Linked DNA regions of Homo sapiens: region 2 is linked to region 1. Evidence: read pairs that join two places in POLR2A ChIA-PET (ENCODE). Cell type or tissue: PC-9. All regions are shown on one strand. Links, peaks and the distances in the headings refer to the core of each region. The heading gives the core; the rest is flanking DNA. Region 1 overlaps LOC101928864 (a long non-coding RNA gene). Region 2 has its middle 6.4 kb from the start of SHROOM3-AS1.

What was found. Peaks named below come from ENCODE experiments on the same cell type or tissue, not always from the same donor. Only the 100,000 strongest peaks of a DNase experiment are listed, where the experiment ranks them.
Region 2: POLR2A ChIA-PET joins it to region 1 with 5 read pairs; 2 of 35 experiments call an interaction of 5 or more read pairs at or near these places.

Annotation. Positions count from the first base shown.
Region 1 is chr4:77,150,657-77,155,053 of GRCh38, forward strand. It overlaps LOC101928864 (a long non-coding RNA gene), which reads right to left. Exons shown (of 2, transcript XR_244659.5): 2 at 4,098-4,320. Among named protein-coding and RNA genes, the nearest start is that of CCNG2, 4.4 kb to the right of the region's middle. RefSeq lists an enhancer at 1,938-1,987 and a silencer at 3,698-3,767. In PC-9, for the core only: no CTCF peak of the experiment used is centred there; a DNase peak (open chromatin) is centred at 1,975; H3K4me3 peaks cover 410 bases; H3K27ac peaks cover 1,172 bases.
Region 2 is chr4:76,806,673-76,811,069 of GRCh38, forward strand. No RefSeq gene overlaps it. Among named protein-coding and RNA genes, the nearest start is that of SHROOM3-AS1, 6.4 kb to the left of the region's middle. In PC-9, for the core only: no CTCF peak of the experiment used is centred there; no DNase peak of the experiment used is centred there.

The DNA of each region.
Region 1 (4,397 bases), core at 95-4,094:
GCCACTGCACTCCAGCCTGGGTGACAGAGTAAGACTCCATCTCAAAACAAACAAACAAACAACAAACAACCCCCCCCACACACAAAAAAAACAACAAAAAAACAATTTTAATATATGTGATGCTGAAGCAAGCACCAGCTGACGTTGAGATGGTGAGACTATACTGGACTATTCAGGTGGGCCCAATGTAATCACTAAGGTCCTTATAGCTGGAAGTGGGAGGCAGAAGAGTCAGAGTCAAGAGAGATCTGGAGATGCCATGATGCCGGCTTTAAAGATGGAGGAAGAGCCACAAGCCAAGGAACGCAGGTGGCCTCTAGATGGTGGAAAAGGCAAGAAAATGAATACTCTCTAGAGCCTTCAGAAGGACTGCAGCCCTGCTGACACCTTGATTTTAGCCCAGTGAGACCCATTTTGAACTTCTGACCTCCAGAACTGTAATATGATAAACATTTGTTGTTTTAAATCCCTAAATTTGTGGTAATTTCCTAGACCATCAGTGTGAAATTAATATAGATGCTATCTGACTGCCAAGGCTGGTTTGTAAAAGGAGACACAGTGTTCACCTGATTTTCTTCAGGCCCTGCCACCATGCCATGAGGAAATGGAAAGACCACGTGGAGTGGTCACATATAAATGTTCCAGCCACCAGCCTCAGCAGAGGTCCCAGCCCACAGTCAGCAACAACTCCAGACACGTGAGTGGCAGCAAGATGATGCCAGCCGCAGTTACCATCTGATTACAACTTCATAAGAAACCCTGAGCAAGGGCTGCCCAGCTGAGTTCAAGCAACGCCCCAGACCTGTGGGTGATGATAATAAAATTATTGTTGTTTTGAGTCACTAAGTTTTGGGTGATTCATTGTACAGCAGTAGATAGCCGAAGCAGTCAGTATGTAACAACTGTTTAAAATTTACACTTTGTCTTGAATTGTCTCGTTTTAAATAAGTATTCACTTTCATATCTAATTTTGTATTTGTAAATTCTTTTTTTCCTAGAGAGAGCCCCTCCAAATAGTAAAGCTTCAAATGTACTACCTTAAATCTGGTTCTACTTCTGCATGTAGCCACAATTTCTTATTCAGAATGTGGTTGAAAACATAAAAATATACGTAATTAAACAGACCTGAGGATCTTTGATATAAAGCAGTCTTTCTTTTTTTCTGAGACGGAGTCTCGCTCTGTCACCAGGCTGGAGTGCAGTGGCGTGATCTTGGCTCACTGCAACCTCCACTTCCCAGGTTCAAGTGATTCTCCTGTCTCAGCCTCCCAAGTAGCTGGGACTACAGGTGTGTGCCACCACACCCAGCTAATTTTTGTATTTTTAGTAGAGACAGGGTTTCAACAGCAGTCTTTCTTTTTAAAGTTAAAAAAAAAATTTCATTTTGAAAACACTTTAAAATGTTAACAGAAGCAAATTTTAAGCTTATACCACTTATCCATATCACTTTAAACATCAATTGCCTTTTCATTTGAGATAAAAAAAGAGATCATGACTCTCACAGACAGTAAAACTTCTTTTGGAAATAAGATGATACATTCAACAGATGTATCCTAAGTTACTCTTTGCTGACAGTGTCAACTTCATATAGCACTGTGATGTCAAGGAAAGACAGGAAATCTCTGAGTTAGGTCATGGTTCTTGAAACAAACCATGAAAGAAAAATGTGTTACATAAAGAATCATGTACAATGTACCAGAATGTAGCCTGAGCCACTTAAAATATATTTTAAGATGATTTTGAGATGATTAGTTCTGATTTCAGGCATTGCCGAATTCTCAGTTCACTCTCCTTTGCCAGGCTTTTCACATTATGTCAAAGCTACTTCATTTATTTCAGTTGATTATTCGTGTAAAAGAGAGAGCACTGGATAACAAAGTACTGAGTCGGGCTTCAGAGTCAACCGAGCATTTAGTTCTCAAGTTCTCAGGTTGCAGAGATAGTTCCTACAAGGCTACTCTCTTGCAGGCTAGTAGAACTGGGAGGGACTAAAGTGGCTGGCTGGAAAAACTGGTCCTCTTGCTGTAGTCATTCAGATGGTGTCTACAGTGTGGATAATTTCCACAATTCCAAAGCCAACCCTACGTAGATAAACACTATGAATGTTTATGAATATGGCCAACCCTTGCATAAACACTCTTCCAAAAAAACAGGGCATGCTTCTAGCATTAACAACAAAAGCAACAAAATATATAGTAAATGGATTGTAAAATGTTGATTTCAAATTTGAGATGGTCTTGTTTGTGGGAAAATCAGAAAGGAGAATATATGAGATGTTTCACTGACTTATTCTGCTGATTGCTTGAAGACAGAGATTAATCATCTGCTATATAAATCATCTCATTCTTCCAGGTTCTGATTTAAAAATGAGCTCTTGGTTGAAAAATCTGCATTACTTCAAGATAGCACCCTATGCTACTATGCTATACCTTCCCTGTTTCTCTTCCTCAGAGAGGCATTCCTGTCTCCATTGCAGGTTCTGTGAAGCAAGACTTATCTAAGCAGGAAGTTTGGGGCTGCAAACCACTTTTTTTTTTTTTTTTGAGACAGGGTTTTGCTCTGTTGCCCAGGCCAGAGTGCAGTGACATGATCATGGCTCACTGTAGCATAGACCTCCCAGGCTCAAGCAATCTTCTTGTCTCAGGCTCACATGTAGCTGGGACTACGGGTGCATGCCACCACGCCCAGATAATTTTTAAAATTTTTTGTAGAGATGAAGTCTCGCTATGTTGCCCAGGCTGGTCTTGAACTCCTGGGCTCAAGTGATCCTCCCACCTCAGCCTCCCAAAGTGCCGGGATTCCAGGTATGAACCACTGTGCTCAGCCTAATGACAGAAAACAGCCCAGGCAGGGACCCAGCAATAGTGAGTAGACGGGGAGGGGGAGTATGGCCTCATGTCAGCTTTACGTATCCTTATCCTCAGGTTCTTTCCTTTCAGGGCTGCTTTCCACCAGACTTCTTTGATGAGGTTAGGGATGATCCCTTCCTTTCCCTTCATGAAGTCACAACATGGTGCAGCCTAGAAATATATAGCTAGTTGCTTTCACAAATGTTTGTATTCAGTCATCACATATGAAGCAGACACAACTACCTCTGGCTTTTTGTTTTCCTCAGTTTAGAAAGCTGAGGCTCAAGACCATGGGAATTATTCAGGGTATTCAAGGCACCATTTCTAATGAGTAGGAAAGCTGAGACACAAAGCCAGTTTGATCCATGGCCAGTGCTTTTGCCCTACACCTCAGACATACCAGGGTATATGCTGGGGCCTTGTTTTATTTATGTATTTTTGTATTCCTGGTGCCTAGTAGCATGCCTGGCACTCAGTGTGTATTCACTAAATTTCGATTGAATAAAAAGCTAGGATTTATTGTCAAAAACCATATCTTTGAGGAGAAAGATGATATTTGGAAAATTGTAGCAATTTTGATGCCTTATGAAGTTCAGGGAAGTCTAAGTCATTTAGGGAAGCACTGCAACTGTCCCATGAGAGTGCCCTATTTTCAAGGTAGAAGCTTAAGTGTGAGCAGGTTTGCAGCACACTTGTCAGGAGTCAGGGATTCACTGAATGTAGTCAGTGTTTCTGTGTGGGCACTCCCTGCTTATTACCCATTCTGTGAGCACCTTTTAGTTTCAGTCTCACATGTCACTGAGGACAATGGGCTGCACATCAGGCTTTCATGGGGTTATTGGTGACAGTATCACCCAACCCCACTGCACCCCTACCACATGCTGTAGAAAACCAAGTATCTTAAATTGTCTGGAAGTTCTTGGGGGCTGCCAAGTTTCTGATTTCCTTATTTTGTATGTGTGCATGATACAGGAAATTTGCCTTCCAGAAAGCTCAGGAAAGGCTAATGGGTAAAGCCTGATTAGCCTAAGGGGAATAATGTCTTTTTCATAAATAACACTTTCAGCTCCGGCAAGGTAAGCCAATGTGATAAGGACAAATAGAATGAGGAGAATTTTTTTTTAAAAGATATATTAACAAACAAAAAATTCTGCAAAGTAAACAGAGAAAACCTACATAATCCCCCAGCCCATTTCCTAAGAATATCATCATTCTTAAAATGAGGTGTTTAAAAAAGAGGATGCTGTATTAATAATTACTGGATCTGTATTTTTAATGATTGCTTTCCTTTAATCTTAAAGAGATAAGTGGACTAACGTGGATAAAGGGCTCCATCTTGGACAACTTGATCAGTCTTTTCTTCTGTGCTGAGCAGGGCCTGCCAAGAGCAGGAAATTCAACGCCATTTACAAAGCTTTCTTGTCTTACTCTCAGAGAAAGCCATCACTGTTCACATCATTCAAGAGGCTGTCTGTAAAAGGACACATAAAATACCAGTTATGAAATATAGAGTACACATTTAGTATAGCTTCATATCATTTAGTGCTA
Region 2 (4,397 bases), core at 168-4,167, 340 kb before region 1:
CAAATTCCTATGTTGAAACAATCCCCAATGTGAGACTATTAACAGGCAGCCTTTTGGGAAGTCAGGCTCAGTTCTCATGAATGGGATGAGTGCCTTTATAAAAGAAGCTGAAGGCAGCTCATTTACCCCTTCCACCATGTGAGGATGTAGCAACCAGGCACTATCTATAAGGCAGAGAACAAACCCTTACCAGTCACCAAATCTGCTTCCACCTTGATCTTGGACTTTCCAGCCCTCAGAACTGTGAGCTATAAATTTCTGTTTATCAGTTACCCAGTCTACAGTGTTTTTGTTATAGCAGCACAAACAGACTAATACACTGTATTAATCTGTTTTCACACTGCTATAATGAAATACCTGAGACTGGGTAATTTATAAAGGAAAGAGGTTTGATTGACTCACAGTTAATGAGTCAGGCCTCCGCATAGCTGGGGAGGCCTCAGGAAACTTACAAACATGGCAGAAGGCAAAGGAGAAGCAAGTACCTTTTTCACAAGGCAGCAGGAAGGAGAGAAGAGCAGGGGAAACCAGCACTTATAAAACCCTCAGATCTCATCAGAACTCACTATCAGGAGAACAGCATGGGGGAAACTGCCTCCATGATCTCATCACTTCCCACTAGGTCCCTCCCTTGACACGTGGGGATTACAATTCAAGATGAGATTTGGGTGGGGACATAGAGCCAAACCATATCAGATACCATGCTAAGAAGTTGAAGCTTTACCTTTTAGGCCAGTAAGTCTGGGGTGGGGCCCAGGAATCTGCATTTATCAAGTTCTTTAGGTGATTTTTATGCAGGTGGTCTGGAGATCTCGCTGTAATAAATACTGTTTAGAGGGGCTCTGTTATAGATAAATGAAATTTATAGAAAGTGACAGAAGACACATTTTTATAAAATGGTAGGCATGGTATTAAGTGTGAAGCACCAAAAAGACATAAAACTTGAACCCAGTCCTCAACACATAATTAAAGTAGGCTGATAAGATTTACTACAGCCACTAGGTATGGTTGTGCAGGCTGTGCACTGCACCACAATGCCATCTGAGAAGGTACTGTTCACATTTTAGGCATCATAGATTTGTGTATTTGTTACAGTTTTTGGCAGATAAGTCCAATGTCTTATTCTAATAAAAAGAGGATACTACAGCAATTTTTCAACAGATGGAAATAAAGTGTCTTGAGGAAGGTAGTGGTATATTGTTATATTAATGGCTCCAGTGAATCACATTTCCTGGTATCGACACCCTTCTTTGGTCCTCTGCTATATTAACTCTGAGCCATTGGGAAATCAGCAAATGTGACACGGCAGACTTTGCAGAATTCCCAATGATCAAAGCCAAGTTCTCCGTGATTTTTCTGGACTTTCCCTTATCATCAAAGGATGGCTGCTGCTGATCCAAACAGCTATAGGCATCACATCTGCATTCAAAGTAGGTAGAAAAGGAGCAGTGTAGGCAATGCCAACCAGAGTGTCTTTTCTCTCTTCTCTTCTCTTTTTTCTTTTGACAGAGTTTTACTCTGTTACCCAGGCTGAAGTGCAACGAAGCAATCATAGCTCATTGCAATTTCAAACTCCTGGGCTCAAGTGATCCTCCTGTCTCAGCTTCCCAAGTAGCCAGAAGTATGAGGTGTGTACCACGCACCTGGCTAATTTTTTTTGTATTTATAAAGACGGGGGACTCACTATGTTGCACAAGCTGGTCTCAAACTCCTGGCCTTAAGTGATCCTCCTCCTTCTGCCTCCCAAAGCACTGGGATTACCGGTGTGAGCTACCATGCCCAGCCCCAGAGCTGCTTTTATTAGAAAAGCAAATTTTTTTCCAGCAACATTCCAGCAGACTTTCATTTATATCTCATTGATCTTCATCATTTGGCCATTGTTAGCTGCAAGGGAGTCTGGAAAATGGAATATTAACTTTTCCAAGCCTCTGTAGTAAAACATGACAAGGAAATGGGAGTTTAGGAAAGGATATTGGGTTGACTAAACAGCAGTGCCTGCTGTGGAACTTTTAATCATGCATCCCATACATAGCCACGCTCCTATTAATACCACTGTGTTAGGCCATTCTTGCATTGCTAGAAAGGAATACCTGAGGCTGGGTAATTTATAAAGAAAAGAGGTGTAATTGGCTCAATTTCTGCAGGCTGTACGAGCATGGCACCAGCATCTGCTCAGCTTCGGGGGAGGCCTCAGGGAGCATTTACTCATGGGAGAAGGTGAAGCAGGAATGGGTGTGTCACATGGTGAGAGTGGGAGTGTGATGGGGGGAGGTGCCACACTTTTACATAACCAGATCTCCTGAGAACTCACTATTGCAAGGACAAGCCATGCAGGATCTACCTTCATGACCCAAACACCTCCCATCAGGCCCCACATCTAACACTGGGGATTGCATTTCAACATGAGATTTGGGGGGACAAATATCCAAACTATGTCAATCACAAATGTATACAACATGGAGACTGGAAGCTGCTAGCCAATTTCCAAGCTTTATCTTACAATTCAAAGGGAAGAAATTATCTCCAAGCCATTGATTTATTCAACAAATATTTACTGAGGATAATTCTACAAGTTAGACATTGAGCTAGGCTTTGAAATACCATCCCTGAGATTCAGGAATGGACCTACTGTTCTGCAGGACGAAGAATTCAGCCTCCCTGTAGGCCTGGAGAGAAGGGATAAATATTGCCAACAGCCTCTCATTTCACTGTAACTTCCGTTTTCACATCTGTTTCATTTATCTTTTCTTTTTTTTTTTTTTTCTTTTTTTGAGTCAGTCTTGCTCTGTCATCCAGGCTGGAGTGCAGTGGTATGATCTCGACTCACTGCAACTTCCGCCTCCTGGGTTCAAGCTATTCTCATGCCTCAGCCTCCTGAGTAGCTGGGATTATAGGTGTGCGCCACCATGCCCGGCTATTTTTCGTATTTTTAGTAGAGACAGGGTTTCGCCATGTTGGCCAGGGTGGGTCTCGAACTCCTGACCTCAAGTGATCCACCCACCTCCGCTTCCCAAAGTGCTGGGATTACAGGTGTGAGCCAGGGTGCCTGGCCTTCATCTATTTCCTCTTTTAACTTCCATTTCCATTCCCATTTTCCTTGTATCAGTTAGCTTTTGATGCAATAACTAACCATCCTGAAACTTTGTAGCTTAAAACAACAGTCACGTATTGTTACTCACAAGTCTGCAGGTCAAGTGGCTGGTTCTTCTGATCTGGGCCAGGCCTGGCTGATCCCAGCTGGGTTTGCTCATGTGTTTGCAATTCATCAGTGGGTCAGCTGAGGGCACTTAGCCTAGGATGGCCTCACTCACATGTCTGGTGGTTGGTGCTGGCTGTCAGCTAGGGCAGTGGGGTAACAGGGCCACGTGTCACTCGTTCTCCAGCAGGCTTGCTGAGGCTTATAAATAAGGTGGTTGTTACGGGATTCTCAAGAGTAGGAAGAGTAGGCAAGCCCTAATGTGCTAGGACTTTTCAAGTTTCTGCTTGTGTCATATTTGCTACCTGTTCCATTGATCAAAGTAAGTCACAAGCTCGGCCCAGATTCCAGAGATCGAGAAATAAAGTCCATCTCATGATAGGTGGAGCTGCAATCACACTGCAAGGGCAAGAGAGCAGGGAAGGGAAGAATTTGTGCTCATTTTGTTAACTCCCACACTTCTTTTCTTCCACTACATAGGACACCAAAAATTCGTTAAGCTGGTTAATGATCTTTGAGGCCAGGTGCAATTCACTTCTATCAAACATTGGTTATAGTGCCTCTGCACTATTAGGGGAAAAAAATAATAAAAGGCCTGGCGTGGTGGCTCACGCCTTTAATCCCAGCACTTTGGGAGGCTAAGGTGGACAGATTGCTTGAGCTCAGGAGTTCAAGACCAGCCTGGGCAACATGGCAAAACCCCGACTCTACAAAAAATACAAAAATTATCCAGCTGTGGTGGCATGTACCTATAGTCCCAGCTACTTGGGAGGCTGAGGTGGGAGGATTGCTTGAGCTCAGGAGGTGAAGGTTGCAGTGAGCTGAGATCATGCTACTGAACTCCACAACAGAATGAGACCTTGTCTCAAAACAAAAAACAAAAAACAAAGCCTGAATTATCCACCACCAACTCCTAAGCCACTGGCTGTCAACATTTATGAACTAAGACCCATTAGCAAGAAATTTATTTTACAGTATCCAGAATATACATGTACACATTTTTTTTTTAGAAAAATAAGTTATGGGCCAGTTGCAGTGGCTTACGTCTGTAATCCCTGTAATCCCAGCACTTTGGGAGGCTGAGGCGGGCAGGTCCCTTGAGGTCAGGAGTTTGAGACCAGCCTGACATGGTGAAACCCCATCTCTACTAAAAATACAAAAATTAGCTGGGCATGGTGGTGCATGCTTGTAATGCCAGCTA